Linked DNA regions of Homo sapiens: region 1 is linked to region 2. The links are chromatin contacts, found by Hi-C or POLR2A ChIA-PET in ENCODE. All regions are on one chromosome and are shown on one strand. Each heading gives the region's core, a stretch centred on a gene start or an enhancer-like site at or near the end of the contact. The rest is flanking DNA. Distances are from core to core; before and after follow the strand shown.

The links. A loop is a pair of places that touch in the nucleus more often than their neighbours do. ChIA-PET counts read pairs that join two places held with the same protein, here RNA polymerase II (POLR2A). Pooled maps may share reads with other maps.
Region 1: a loop to region 2 is called in a pooled map, with 6 times the contacts of the local background. The contact joins the promoter of FAM78B-AS1 here to the enhancer-like site in region 2. A Hi-C loop is called at or near these places in 1 of 37 single-sample maps with no recorded cell type and 4 of 50 pooled maps. POLR2A ChIA-PET finds 5 or more read pairs at or near these places in 1 of 52 experiments (GM12878).

Annotation. Positions count from the first base shown.
Region 1 is chr1:166,075,702-166,082,978 of GRCh38, forward strand. It overlaps FAM78B-AS1 (FAM78B antisense RNA 1), which reads left to right and starts at 5,035. Exons shown (of 3, transcript NR_184318.1): 1 at 5,035-5,551; 2 at 6,904-7,030. All of the region lies in intron 1 of FAM78B (family with sequence similarity 78 member B), which reads right to left.
Region 2 is chr1:165,837,538-165,845,031 of GRCh38, forward strand. All of the region lies in intron 1 of UCK2 (uridine-cytidine kinase 2), which reads left to right. Among named protein-coding and RNA genes, the nearest start is that of UCK2, 14 kb to the left of the region's middle. RefSeq lists a silencer at 5,332-5,518. Within about 2 kb of position 5,439, at least 2 of the 41 ENCODE cell types and tissues checked have a DNase peak (open chromatin) inside an H3K27ac peak, as active enhancers do.

The DNA of each region.
Region 1 (7,277 bases), core at 3,785-6,284, 240 kb after region 2:
TTCAACCTTTTAACATTGGAGGGCCCCAGGGCTTAGGCTTTGGTCTTCTTCTCTTTTCTATCTATTTGCATTTCCTTGGTGATCTCATCTGGTCTCATGATTTTAAGTACCATCTGCACTGTGACAACTTCCAAATTTGTATCTCTAGGCTGGATTGCTCCCTTGAGCTCCAAATCCATATATTCACCTGCCCACTTGCCAAAAACTTTGGAGTCACTCTTGGCCACTCTCTCACATTCCACATGCTACCTATCAGCAAATCCTGTGGATGCAATCAAAATATATCTAGAATTCAACTCCTTTCCACTATCCCCATCACCATGACACCGGTCCAAGCTAGAGTTGTCTCTCTTAGATTACTGCAGTGGCCTTCTAACTGGTCTCCTTGCTAATTACTCAACTTTGCGTCCCTGTTCTATTGTCAACATGGCAGCCACAGTGATCTTGTTAAATATTTGTAAAATCGTGTCACTTTCTTGCTCAAAGTGTTTCCATGCCTCCTAAAGCACTCAGGAAAAGCTCAGCTACTTAAAATGGCTCATGTGGCCCTACATGATCCGGTTCCCTATTTCCTCTCTGATTGTATCTCCTTTTCTCTCCCTCTTGCCCATTCTGGCCTCTGTGCTGTTCATTGAACATGCCAAATAAACTCCCACCTGAGGGCCTTTGCACTTACCGTTCATTTTGCCTGGAAAAATATTCCTTTGGATATCTGAAAGGCTTGCTCCCTTGCCTCCCTTATTCTTGGCCCAAATACCACGTTCTCACTGCAATCTTTCCTAACAACCATATTTAAAATTGCAACCTCCTGCCCCAGTGCTCCCCATCCCACATCTCTGCTTTATTTTTTCTCCACAGCACCTTCTAATACACTATAACTTACTTATTTTGCTAACGGTCTGTCTCCCCTCACCCTACTCTCCAAATATAATCCCTAAGGCAAGGATTTTTATATATTTTATTCACTGCTATATCTCCAGTACCTAGAACAGTGCTGGGAAAATAGGAGTTCAAAATCATTTGTTGAATACATATCAAATTGATCTGAAGTGAAAGATGAGTGGAGACCATGAATTTCAATTTAGACACTGCTGCATTTGCGGAACTGACTAAATAGGCGGACACTGTGTCTGAGTTAATTGCAAAGTTGGGTCCAGAGCTTAGAAGAAAGTCAGGGCTAGGGATGTAAATTTGGCAACCATCTGCATGGAGAGGATCAGGTGCTGGGTGAGCTCTTTGAGGATGACAGACCTGTCACATGGCCAGAGACAAAGAAGAGTATAAAAAGCAAAGGAATAGCCAGCAAAAAAGGAGAACTAATTTCCAAAGTTGAGAATTTCAGGGAGTCAGCAGTGTCAAAAGCCACAGAAATTGAAGAGAAAAAGCCATTCGACTTGTTAATTTTCAAGACAGCAGTAAAGATATGCTGGTGGAAGCCATTCTGCAAGGGAATTAACAAGCACAAGAAAAAAACGAGAAGAAGTTGGGCAACAAAGGGGAGAAGAGAGATGAAGTAGAGAGCTGGTCCAGCATCATGGCTGAAAGCAGCATTCTGGAGGCAGACTGCTTAGGCCTGTAAACCTAGTGCTACTACTTACTAGTTGTGTGAACTTTCTGTACCTGTTTCCTCATCTAAGAAATAAGGAATAAAGATAATAACAGTACTTACTTGATGTACTTGGTATGAGAATTAAATGAGATAATGAATGGGAAGTACTTAGCACAGCTAAATACTTTCATGTGTAAAACAGGAAGAAAAATAACTCCAGATCTCCCTACATCTCAGAACTATTACAGAAATCAAATGAAGTGATGATGTAGGAGCAAATGCTTTGTAAACTACAGCACACAATGTCTCTCTCTCTATATATAATTTATATATATAAAATACATATAATTATATATTTATATAAATTATATATAATACATATAATTATATATTTATATATAAATTATAATAAATACATATAATTATATATTTATATATAAATTATATATAATAAATACATATAATTACATATATTTATAAATTATAATAAATACATATAATTACATATATTTATATATGAATTATATATAATAAATACATATAATTATATATATTTATATGTAGATTATATATAAATATATATAATTTATATATATAATAATATATATAATTTATATATATAATTATATATATAATAAATATATATAATTTATATATATAATTATATATATAATAAATATATAATAATATATATAATTTATATATATAATTATATATATAATAAATATATATAATTTATATATATAATTATATATATAATAAATATATATACAAAATAAAATATATCTATATATATTTTTGAGATGGAGTCTCGCTCCGTTTCCAGGCTGGAGTGCAGCGGTATGATCTTGGCTCACTGCAACCTCCGCCTCTTGGGTTCAAGCAATTCTTCTGCCTCAGACTCCCGAGTAGCTGGGACTACAGGCATGTGCCACCACACCCAACTAATTTTTGTATTTTTAGTAGAGACAGGGTTTCACCATGTTAGCCAGGATGGTCTCATCTCCTGACCTGGTGATCCGCCTGCCTCGACCTCCCAAAGTGCTGGGATTACAGGCGTGAGCCACCGTGCCTGGCCGTCAATATTAGTTATTATCTAATTCCCTTCCTTCTCCTATAACCCTTCTCCTCACTGTGATAAACAGTGTTTTTGCTTTAGACAATCAGCTATTGACCCAAAGCTCACAGCTAATGGACTTGCCAATGGGCCTAATAATGAAAACATTGATTATGGCAACGTTCATGCTTTCTGCATCCCATTTTTAGAAGAAAGAGGTAAATTTCAATCAAACATCATGTTAAGCATTTCATTCAAATAAGCAGTCCATGGGTTAAGGTCAAGACTCCACTCAGACCCAACAAATTCTCCCACTGCCTTTGAGGGGCAGAGCAACTTCTCTGAAAAGAACCCCACTTTGCTCCCCCTGAAGCCCTGCAGTCACTGGGGAGTCTGGGGAGAGGCTGGCAGCAACATTCTTGGAGGCAGGGAGTGGGCAGTTATGCAGGGACTCTACTGATACTAATGTCCCCTGATGCGGTGTGGGTTGGGAGTCAGGGGGAACCACACATGGAGGACTGACGGTTTTAAGCCTGGAGAGCTTCTAGGGCAGATTTTGAAATCTGCGGCAGTACTACCCTTAGACCCAGGTGAGAGGAGCCCTGGCCTGGCCTTACATGTTTTTTTTTTTTTTTTTCTTTAGAGATGGGGTCTCACTCTGTCACCCAGGCTAGAGCACAGTGGCACAATCATAGCTCACTGCAGCCTTGAACTCCTGGGCTCAAGTGATCCTCCCGCCTCAGCCTCTGGAGTAGCTGGGACTACAGGCATGCACCACCATGCCCAGCTAATTTTAAAACATTTTAAAAGAGATGGAGTCTTGCTATGTTACCCAGGTTGGTCTTGACTTCCTGGCCTCCAGGGATCCTCCTGCCTCCGCCCGCCAAGTTGCTGGGATTACAGGCATGAACCACTGTGTCTGGCTGGCCTTACCCTTTTAAGAGACCCACTCTGGTATCTTCTGGCCATGCTCTTTCACACTGGGTAAGAAGTCTGTGGTGCTGAGAGGGTGGCCCCTCCTTCGAGAACACTCTCTGGGTACCTAGGATCTCAATATTTCCAGCCCAAATGTCCCTAAACATACCTCCAGAGTCTATTCAGGCCTTTTCACTGTCCTGTCTTTCCAAGGGCAGTCCACTCCACTGTGTATGCACTTTTGGGCCCACGGGGTGGCCAGAGGGTGGCTGTTTGTTGGGGGTGTGCATGGAGTTTGGGACCATGTGTTGGGTGCCCACATGCAAATGTGTGATGGAACATCTTTTTCAATGTGGTACAGAGCCAGGGGTGGGAGGGGAAGTAGGTGGAGCTAGGGGCTGAGGGTCACTTGTTCCTATGCTGCTAGGTTCTGGCACAAAACTTTGAGGAGTCCAAGAATCCTCAATGTAAACATAGCCTTCAGGTTTTTACAAAGGTATACTTGTCTAGGTAGGAGGATAGAACTTACTTGATTCAGCCCTCTGTTAGTCTGACCTATAACTTATAAATACTGAGAAATATGGCACCCTGGCCTTTGTATTCATACTCCGAAGCCTCAAATGTTTGTTAGGGATGGGCAGAGCTGGGAGATCTAGATGCACAGTTCTGGAACCCAGGACAGTTCCAACCTGGAATGTTTTCCTTTTGTTACGTGTGGTTTCACTGCTGCTTGTTTAGTCTTAACATGCACAAAGCACCCTTACAATCAGTGTCACGTCTACTTTGTACATCAATTGCATGAGGTGGGCATCTTTCTATTTTCCATTATGCAGTAGGGAACTTGCTCAAGATCTTTCCGCTAGTGAGGGGCAGAATCAAACTGTGAACCCAAGGTCTGATTCTAAACACATGCTTTCTCATGATGCCTCCCTAGTACAAAATTAAGAGTCCAAAAGCTCTGAAAAATAATAAAAGTCATGAATGAGATTAGCTGATACACACTGCTATGACCATGCCAGTTGTTAAAATATTCAAACATTTTTGGAACAATTGCTAAACGACCCCTCTCCCTCCCCGTAATGCCTTCTCTTTGGCCACCCAGGTTCCTCCTCAGCTACCCACCACCATGTCTCCAAAAATTAATCAACTAAAGTGTTTACACAGGCACAGCAGGGGATCTCCAAGACAGGCTCTGGTTCTAAAGCTGAGTATATTAATAGTTCTGATAACATCATCTTGATCATAGCTCACACTTAACCTGAATGCCAGGCACTGTCCTGAGAGTCTGTGGTCTAACCGCTATGTTCAGCCTACTCTTTAAAGGAATCCTGACTGCTGCGTTAACTTTACTGCACTTAGAGGGTGGGAAAAGAGGCTTCTGCCTTTTCTCTTCATCTTCATGGCTGGAACCTAAGGCTCTACTATTTGGGTATGTGGCAAGTTTAGTTAAAGAGAACACCACACCCTGAGCATTGAGGCTTTTCATCTAACGTGAAGGAGAGCAATGTGCTCCCAGTCACGTGAGTCTCATGTTCCGTGTCATTGCTGACTTTGCAGCAACTTTCTCCTCCCAACCCCTCCACAGGAGGAGCTGGAAATAACAGTGCATGGTGGGACAGTGAAGAGAGAGGAGGCACGGAGGTGGAGTCTGACACAAGGCTGGGGTCAGAGGGGAGCCAGGCCAGGCGCCTGTCACCTGGGCAGCCACCTGGCCCCTGAGACCAATTTCCAGCCCTGCCTCTGGCAGAGGTCCTGATTCTCAGATGCTTTGCAACCATGATTACAGAGTAAGTGTTAAAATTAGGATTTTCCTCATTCCGCACTGTTTATATCAGACTCCAAGCAGCCTGTAAATACTCCCCCCTCCCACTTTCCCCTCCGCCCACTTCCTTTCTGACCACATCCTTTTCTTTTTGGCGCACAAGGAGGCATTTTTCCTATTGCAGAAAAGATCATTTGCAGTGTTTTTCAAGAGTCATCAGTGCAGAGACAGGCTTCATGTTTGTTACCACTCTTGCGTCCTGTTTAGGGTGAGTTCTTCCAGCATTAGAGACATCTTCTCACTGTGTATTTAACCTTCACCACGTGGAGGTCAGGTTACCTTGTGCCCTCTAAGTAAGTTGCCCCAGCTGGGTTCTCAGAGTCCTCTGCTGACTTGTTTCAATTTGACAGCCCTGAGGTCTGGGGTCGTTGGCCAGTTTTCTAGGTCACATCTGAAAATGGTTGACTTCCGACTCCAATTCTGAGTTTCTTGGAGCAAAGCGCCTTACCCCACACAGAGAAGCAGTGTTCTCTAATGCCTGCAGAGCGCCGTGCAGGCCCAGGCTGTGTCCCTTACAAGGGTCGTGTCCCCTGACCACACAGCAAGCCCTTTTGGCTCCTTACCAGTCACTGGGACTTGTGCCAGGCCCAGTGGCATTTGTTCTCCATCCCGAAGGTCACAGCCCACCCAAGGTGGCAGGTCAGATGCCTTCCCACAGGAGTAAGGCCCTGCTTATGCCAGGCTCTGGGGGTGCCAAGAGGAAGCAGAGGAAACTGGGGCTGGAGGTAGAGGTCAGCAGGCCTCCTAAGGGGAAATGGGGCTGCAGTGGGACCCCAAAAGATGAGGGGGAATCGATGTGGGCAGCATTCCAGGTGGCGAGCACAGAGACCTGCCTGTCCCTCACCATGCCCCAATCCTCACCTGCTCTTAGACCAACATGTTTCTCCACTATGCCTCTACAATATGGCCAGAATTTGTCTCTTCTGTCTAACCCCATGGCCGCCACCCTTCTCCAAGCCATTTCTCCTCTATCCGGGACCATGCAGGTCCTCTCCTCACTGGGACACTGCTTCCAAGCTTGTGCTGCCCCTGCAAGCCACGAATATGGTTTTTATAAAATGTACATCAGGCCATGTCTCATCTCTGAAAAATCCTATGATGGTTTTCTACTGCACCCAGATGTCCATGTTTCCTTATTTGCCCCACCAGTTCTCCAGCCTCATTCATCCTCACCCCCTCCCTTCTGGCTCTCTAGACTTCAGCAACTTCAACTTTTTTCACTTTTCAACAAGATAAGCTTCCTCCCACTGGACTTGCTGGGCCTTTGGATTTGCTGTTCCCTTTGCCCAGGACCATTTTCTTTCAGTTCTTTACAACCTGGACTCCTTTTCTTTTTCTGAAAATAGAGATGGGGTCTCACTACCTTTCCCAGGCTGGTCTTGAACTCCTAGGCTCAAATGATCTTCCTGCCTCAACCCCCACAGAGTGTTGGGATTATGGGCATAAGCCACCACCCTTGGCTCCCTTTCATCCTCAACTTGCAGCTCCAGGCCACCTTCTGAGAGTGGCTTCCAATTGCATATGCATTTCAGTGTGCTGATTTGCTTGTGTCTATGACAGTTTTCCACTAGACTGCATGCGTCCTGAGGACAGGCTTTGCTGCATCTTCAGTACCTCCAGAAGAGCCCAGAACAGGTGCTTCCTTCAAGCAGCGCAATGAATGGGGCAAGTGTTTCTGGAAGAGCAGGTAGGGCTGGCTGTGAGGTGAGTTCAAGGGAGCTGCAGAGGGAGTAAGATGGGGAAGGCTCTTCTGGAGTCTAGGGGAGAGTCCCACGTGACAGCCGAAGGGATGGGAAGGGACTGAATGCAGACACATTGGAACGAGTGTCCCTGGGGCTCCTGGCAAGGTACTAAGTGCCTTTCCTCTGACAGCTTGCATTAAATAGGAGCCCAGCTAAGCTGGGAGAGGATGTAGGGGCTGGGTGGTGGCATTG
Region 2 (7,494 bases), core at 4,189-6,688:
TCTTTTGCTCTTTTTGGGGCCTCCTCTTCTATGTTGCCAAAGCATCCTAAACAGACCTCAGTTACAGAATTTTTTTCCCTTGCCCTGTGTGGTCCTTGCTTGTTTAGTCTATCTTCTCTAGACTGAGCTCTCAGGATCAGGGACTTTGTTTTACCTCACTATTGCCTGAAGCTAACAAGTGTCCAAAAACGGGAAGGATGAGGAGGTTCTCAAATGTTTGTAGAATAACCAAATATTAAGTAATTTTTTTTCAAACTCTGTGTATCATAGGAATCTCAACATTTCCAATATTGAACTCCTCATCTCACCCCTTGAACGTGCTCAATCTTTAACCTCACCATCTCAGTTGATGACAGCTTCATCTTTCTAGTTGCTCAGGCCTAAAACCTCGGGGTTATCCTTGACTACTCTTTATTTCTTCTGTAGCCTCTCAGGCTGTCTAGAGAGAGCTTATGAAGAATGGGCTGGTAAGAGTGTTGACGTTGGACTGTAGTCTTCAAACATGTTTGCATTCATAATCGCTAAGTGACTTGGATCCATTCCCTTAGGAAATCCTGTTGGCCCTGCCTTCACAACATATCTGCAGCCTGAGCACTTTTCCACTCCTTTGCTTCTACCCTGGTCCAGGTCATCATCATCTGTCAGTTGCATCATTGCAGTTGTCTCCTGACCCATCTCCCTCTTCTTTCTTTGTGTACACATTCTATTCTCATAACAGCCAGAGTGATCCCGTGAAAATGAAAGTTGGATAATTCCCTGCTCTGATACAACCCTGCAGTGGCTTCCCATTTTACTCCTAGTAAATTAAGTCTACAACAAGATCGGGAGGGCCCTAGAAATGCATCCTTTGCACTGGCTGTTCATTCTGCCAGGGCATCTCTTGATATCAGTATCGTTAACCACCTTCCCTCCTTCAAGTGTTGCTCACGTGTCTCCTTCTCATGATCACTCTATTTAAAATTGTAAACATTAGACACTCAAATATCTGTTGAATGGTTGAAGAATGAGTTACTTTGCTCAGTTACTGCTTCTAATACTAGTTTTAACATTAAACCTGTTGCTGGGGGATGTGGATAGTTGTCCCTTTGCTGTTCACATTTGTATTTCCTCTTGGGGTACCATCACCTGGATAAGATTGCTGGCACATTGTCAGTCACTGAGCTTGGTCTTGTAAGTGTGCATGCTAGATGGCTTAGGTGCCTGTTTAGTGGTGCATTAAAAAAAATCAGGCTGGGTGCAGTGGCTCATGCATGTCATCGCAGCACTTTGGGAGGCCGGGATGGGCAGGTCATCTGAGGTCAGGAGGTCGAGACCAGCCTGACCAATATGGTGAAATCCCATCTCTACTAAAAATACAAAAATTAGCTGGGCATGGTGGCGGGTGCCTGTAATCTCAGCTACTCGGGAGGCTGAGGCAGGAGAATCACTTGAACCAGGGAGGCGGAGATTTCAGTGAGCCGAGATCGTGCCACTGCACTCCAGCCTGGATGACAGAGCAAGACTTCGTCTCAAAAAAAAAAGAAAGAAAAAATCAGAGAGTGACTTTAACTTAAACTTTTAACTTTAAATTCGTATTGTCAAGCTCTTAAAGAACTGTCACCTATTTTGTTTAACTCAATGCTTTTTTTTTGATTGAGGTAAGATATGCTTTTTTTATTAGTCAATGGCTACATTTTTCTCTACCTCCTTTTGTAGAGAAAGTAAACATTTGAGAGCAGAAGGAATAGAATATTGAGTGATACATAGTGTTTGAACAAGAGAGGTAGTGAATACTCTTCAGGAAGGAAATGCAAGCTGAGCGAGCCCTCCTTGTCTGACTACAGAGGGATGACAGAAGCTGAAGTGGGCATCAGATTGGCCATTTGATTTCTGGAGGAAGGGGTCAGGAGACATCCATTGTTAAGGTGGAAAAGCTTGTGTTTTAGACCTGTCTTCTGGGAAGAACTCAGTCCTAGCCTGCCATGAGGCTCTTCTTGCTGGGTCTTGGTGGAGTTTAAGGTGTTTTTTTGGTGTGATAGAATTGAAGCTTTATAATGTGTCCACTTCAAGTTAAGATAGAGAATCCCTGGTTTGTTCAGAAGATGCTTCCTTGTTGAGGTAAGCCCAGGAAGCTTGATGGAGTGGAGAACGTGCGTGGGTTTTGGAGTCAGCCAGGCTTGTGTTAACATCCCTATTTGGCCACTTTTAATCTGTTTCTTCTGAACCTATTCCTACATCTGTGAAAAGGAGATGATGTCTGGTTTGGAGAGGTGTTAGGGTTAAACGATAAAATGTATGCAGAGGTATATACATAGCAATGCTTCTGCAGTGGGCCGGTCACTTGCCGGTACCGTGATTCATGTTCTGTGCAGATGTGCTGTCAGAACAGGCTGGTTGGCCAGCCTTCCCCCACCCCGGCCCCCGCCCCAGACAGAGTCCTGCTGTGCTGCCCAGGCTGGAGTGTGGCGCGATCTCGGCCCACTGCAGCCTCTGCCGGGTTCAAGCAATTCTCCTGCCTCAGCCTCCCAAGTAGCTGGGACTACAGGCGTGTGCCACCATGCCCGGCTACTTGTTGTATTTTTAGTAGAGGCGGGGTTTCACCATGTTGGCCAGGCTGGTCTTGAATTCCCGACCTCAAGTTATCCCCCGGCATTGGCCTCCCAAAGTGCTGGGAGTACAGGCGTGAGCCACTGTGCCCGGCCTGGTCAGCCTTTAAAAATGTTTTTAAATAGTTATTCATTGATTTTAATTGACAAATGAAAATATATTTATGGTGTGCCCATTAATGTTTTAATGTATGTATACATTGTGGAATGGTTAAATCAGGCTAATTAGCATATCTGTTACCTCACTTAGTCATTTTTTTGTGGTGAGAACAATTGAAATCTACTCTCTTGGCAATTTTCAAGTATACAATACATTGCCATTGACCATAGTCAGCATGTGGTGCAATCGATCCCTTGAACTTGTCCCTCCAGTGTATCTTTGGTCAGTCTTGCCGTCCAGTTCTAGCCAGCACTGCTCCCTGGCATCTGTGCCTGACAGGGTCCAGGAATGGAGGCATTGATAGTGATAAGGAGCCTTTATAGTTTAAGTCCCACTGACTAATGTGAGTTATTACTTCTTTGCTGATAAGACCCATAGCTAGTCAGATATTGGGCACCCTCTTCCTGGGTCGACCTTTGAAGTTTCTTATTCTTGTCTTACCAGCTTTCTGTAGGCCTTAGCGATCCTTTCCTGTAGTTAAGTTGTGCCTTTTTCCTAAAGGAGTTAAGGTCTCTTGTTTTGTAGTAGGTAGTTAGGGGGAGAAAAAACAGTTTATTAGCATCTTTTTAAAAAAACCTTTTAATTACTAATAGAACACCTAGCAAAATGTATAAATTCTAAAAGCACGGTTCAATGAATTATCATATGGTGAACATAGATTATTCCCAGCACCACAGAAAGCCCTCCCATTGCTACCTCTCCTATCAACTGTTTCTTGATAACCTGCTAGAGGCAAGGTAGTGTTTGACCAATATCTGTGTGACTCTAGTAACTTAGCCTTGTACAGGAGATATATATTTGTGTGTGCACACGTATGTGTGTGTGTGTGTATATATATATATATATATATAAAATGAATATAAAAATCTCCATGATCCTAGCAAAATCCTACTGCTGCTGCTGCTGCTTTTTTTTTTTGAGATGGAGTTTTGCTCTTGTCACCCAGGCTGGAGTGCAATGGCACGATCTCGGCTCACTGCATCCTCCGCCTCCTAGGTTCAAGCAGTTCTTGTGCCTAAGCCTCCCGAGTAGCTGGGATTACAGGCGCCCACCACCACACCCAGCTAATTTTTGTATTTTTAGTAGAGATGGGGTTTCACCATGTTGGCTAGGCTGTTCTCAAACTCCTGACCTCAGGTGATCCACCCCCAATCAGCCTCCCAAAGTGCTGGGGATTACAGGCGTGAGCCACCGCGCCTGGCCTGTACTACTTCTTTAATCCAGGTCACAAATTGCAGTTTTTGAAGCTTCCACCCCTTCCTGCTCCTGAAAGAAAAGGTCCATGTCTTCGTTCATTCAGCCATTCATTCAGTAAATATGTGTTGATTACTTATAGTGTGTCAGACACTTGTGAGGTGCTGGGAACACAGCAGTGCATTAGAGAAAGGCCCTGACCTCAGGGAGCTTGTATGTTTAGGTCTGACTCATCTGTGCTAACCCAGTGCCCAGTGTCATGGTTGGTGTTTTTAAGCGTCTGCCAAACTGAATTAAGTAGTACTCCCTTTACTGGTTTCCTGTAGCAGTCATTCTCTTGTGTCATGGTTAGCTGTTTACACCTCTAGATTCCAGGATCCTGCAGTGTCAGTTATCCCTCTTGTGTCCCCAGTCTCGTGCACAGGGAGGGCTTCAGTCTGATTGTTGAAAGTATGCTAAATACCAAGTAAATGCTACAGTCATAAAGTGTTGTCGCAGGTGGAGAGGAGTCAGAAAGTGTTAATGACTATGCTAAAGCTTTTCTTGCTAAAGTCACCAGTAATCACCTAGTCTCTAAATCCCGTTGGAGCTGTAGATTCTTTACCTTGACTTTTCTGTAACACTTGACAGTGCCCTTGTCCTCTGGGAAACTTTTCTTGGTTTCACTGCTCTTGGCTGGTTGGCTTTCTTCACTCTCACCATTCTTCTCAGTCATCTCTGGGCCCTTTTCTGCCTATGGCTGTGTCATGCCTCAGAATCCCCTTCTTGATTCCCTGTTTTTTCCCCCTCCATGTTCTGTATTCTCCATTTGTCAGTGCTTCGCAGATTGGGTATTTCCTGCCTTGAGTCCTTTCCTGGGCTTCTTTCTCATTTATTCAGCTGTCACTGGGCATTTCCACATCATGTTCTTCACCAATGATTATCCAGAATGAGACCCCTAACAATACCTGCCTCCTGTTCCTAGCCACAGACCTGCTGCTCTACCTGTATTTTCTCTCCACACAGATGTACAAGACAGAAACCTTACAGTCATCTCTGTCACTCCTGCACTTCCACATTCTCCCACATCCATCCTGTCTCCTGGTGCAGTCAATCTTGCTTTCTGAATTTCTCTTGAAATAATTTCTCCTCCCAATCCACATCCATATTTCTTGCCTGGGTAACTCTCCACTGACTGATTTCCCAGCTGCCAATCTGGACCACCTCCAAAACATTTTCCACATTGCTGCTGGAGTGATCTTTTAAAAATGCAACTCCGATGTTGCCTGTCCGTCGGGTACATTCTTCAATAGCTCTTCTTTGCCTTCAGTCTTGCTGTCATCCTGTTCTCCCAGCTAAGCCACAGGAGGCTTAGTCCCTCCAGCCTTGCTTCCTGTCACTCCCTCTTTGCCTTATCGGTCCTCCCCAACCCTGAGTTGTCAGCACTTCCAGTTCCCAGCTCTTGAGAGCTCACCTCCACACTAGTGCACGTGTGTTGATGCTGCTGCTTCTGATGTGCCTCTTTTGTGTGGTCACTTTTACTCATCCTTCAAAGACCTCTTGAGCTGTCACTTCCCCTAGGAAGTGTTCTGTCAGTTGACTGCAATCTGAATTGAGGTTTGCATCCTGTGTTTTTCTTTCTCTGACACCACCCCATACTGTTCTCTTCTCAGTAGACTGAGTTTCAGGTCACTGTCTTTATCTCTGTCCATTGTGCCTAGAATATTGTAGCTGCTCAAACATACTTGAGTGAATGTATTCAAGTCCTTTTTTTTTTTAAACCATGATTGTGAGATTGGATTACCTGGGAGTTCATCTGGGTCTTTTTTGTTTCTCATTCTCATGTCAGAATTTAAGATTTGAAAACTGAATTTCACATGTATAGTTTTGGGAAAAGTCATCTTTAAATGAACCCTACATTTATGGCAAAAATTAGGGACAGGACTGAGTTTCAAGAAGTCGTTAGGCCACAGGTTTTTTGAGGGATGGCACAGGCTTTTAACTTACTAAAAAGGACAACTTTTGGCTGGGATTGATGACTCAATGCCTGATGACTCAATGCCTGTAATCCCAGCACTTTGGGAGGTCAAGGCAGGAGGATCACTTGAGGCCAGGAGTTTGATACCAGCCTGTCAACATAGTAGAACCCCCCATCTCTACAAAAAATAAGTAATGAGCCAGGTGCAGTGGCATGCACCTGTAGTAGGAGCTACTCAAGAGGCTGAGGTAGGAGGATCTGTGGAGGCCAGGAGTTTGAGGGTGACAGATGGAGAGACCCTGTCTCTAAAAAACAGGAGAACAACCTTTATCATACTTTGCCACTTTTTATTCTTAATCAGAAGTAACACATGTTCTTGTAAAATGTTGATTTAATACTAATGGAGTGCCTACTGCAACTCTCTTGATTCCACTGCCTTATTTTTTTCTTATATCACTAATACCATTTGAAATAATTTTGCACGTGTTTATTGTTTATCTCTTTTCAATGTATTTCTTTTGGTAATAGCTAATACTTCCCGAGCACTAACTATATACTGAGTGCTATTCTAAGTGTTTTATTTGTATTAATGCCTTTATTTCCTCTCACAGCCCTTTCAGGTAAGGTACTATAATTATCCCCAATTTCAACATGGGAAGACTGTAGCACCAAGGAGTTAAGTACCCACTGTGTATAGAGTGCCAGGTGGGGCTGGCATTTAAACTCTTGGCTTCAGAGTCCAAAAAACCTACTCTGCTCTATTGAGTCTCAGTGCAAGCCTGAAAGGGCACGTATGCCTTCTCCTGCAGTGCCTGCACCTAGAACGGCTCCCTCCTCGTAGTTGACATTCAGTGTGGATGAACACGAGGTATTCCAAGTAAGAAGTAAAAATAAAATCCTTCAGCACCTGTGGTACTGTGATATAATAAGAAATATGTGTTTGGTCTCTGCCCCCTCATTCCTGGCACAGAGCTCCTAAAACCCTGTGGATAGGGGCACTAGGAGAACCTCTTGTTCTAATATGTTCCTGACACAGAGCACCCTCAAACCTTTGTAATTTCCTGGGTGATAACAGAGCTCCTAAATCCCTTAGAATTTCCCAGGTGATAGGAGCATCTTTTGTTCTAACAAGATAACTGTGGTGGGCTCCTGGATAGCCAGGATGGTGGCTGGTTGCTAAGGGAACGAACCGCGTGATTACGGTGTTAGAACTTTCAGCCCCATGCCCCTGACCTCTGGGGAGGTGAGAGGGAGAGGGGGGCTGAAGGTCGAGCTGATCACTAATGACAGCATTGTGATCAATGATGCGTATGTAACGAAGTTTTCATAAAAACCCAAAAGGACAGTGTTTGAATGAGCATCCAGATAGCAGAACAGGTGGGGGTTCCTGGAGGGTGACTGCCTCGAGAGGGTGTGGAAGCTTTGCACCCTTCCCACATGCCTCACCCTTTGCGTCTTTTTAATCTGGCTGTTCCTGTGTTTCCTTTATAATCTTTATAATAAATTGTTCCCTTTATAATAAATGGGTAAACATAAGTAAGTGTTTCTTTGAGCTCAGTGAGCCAAGCTAGCAAATTAATCGAACCTGAGGAGGGGTC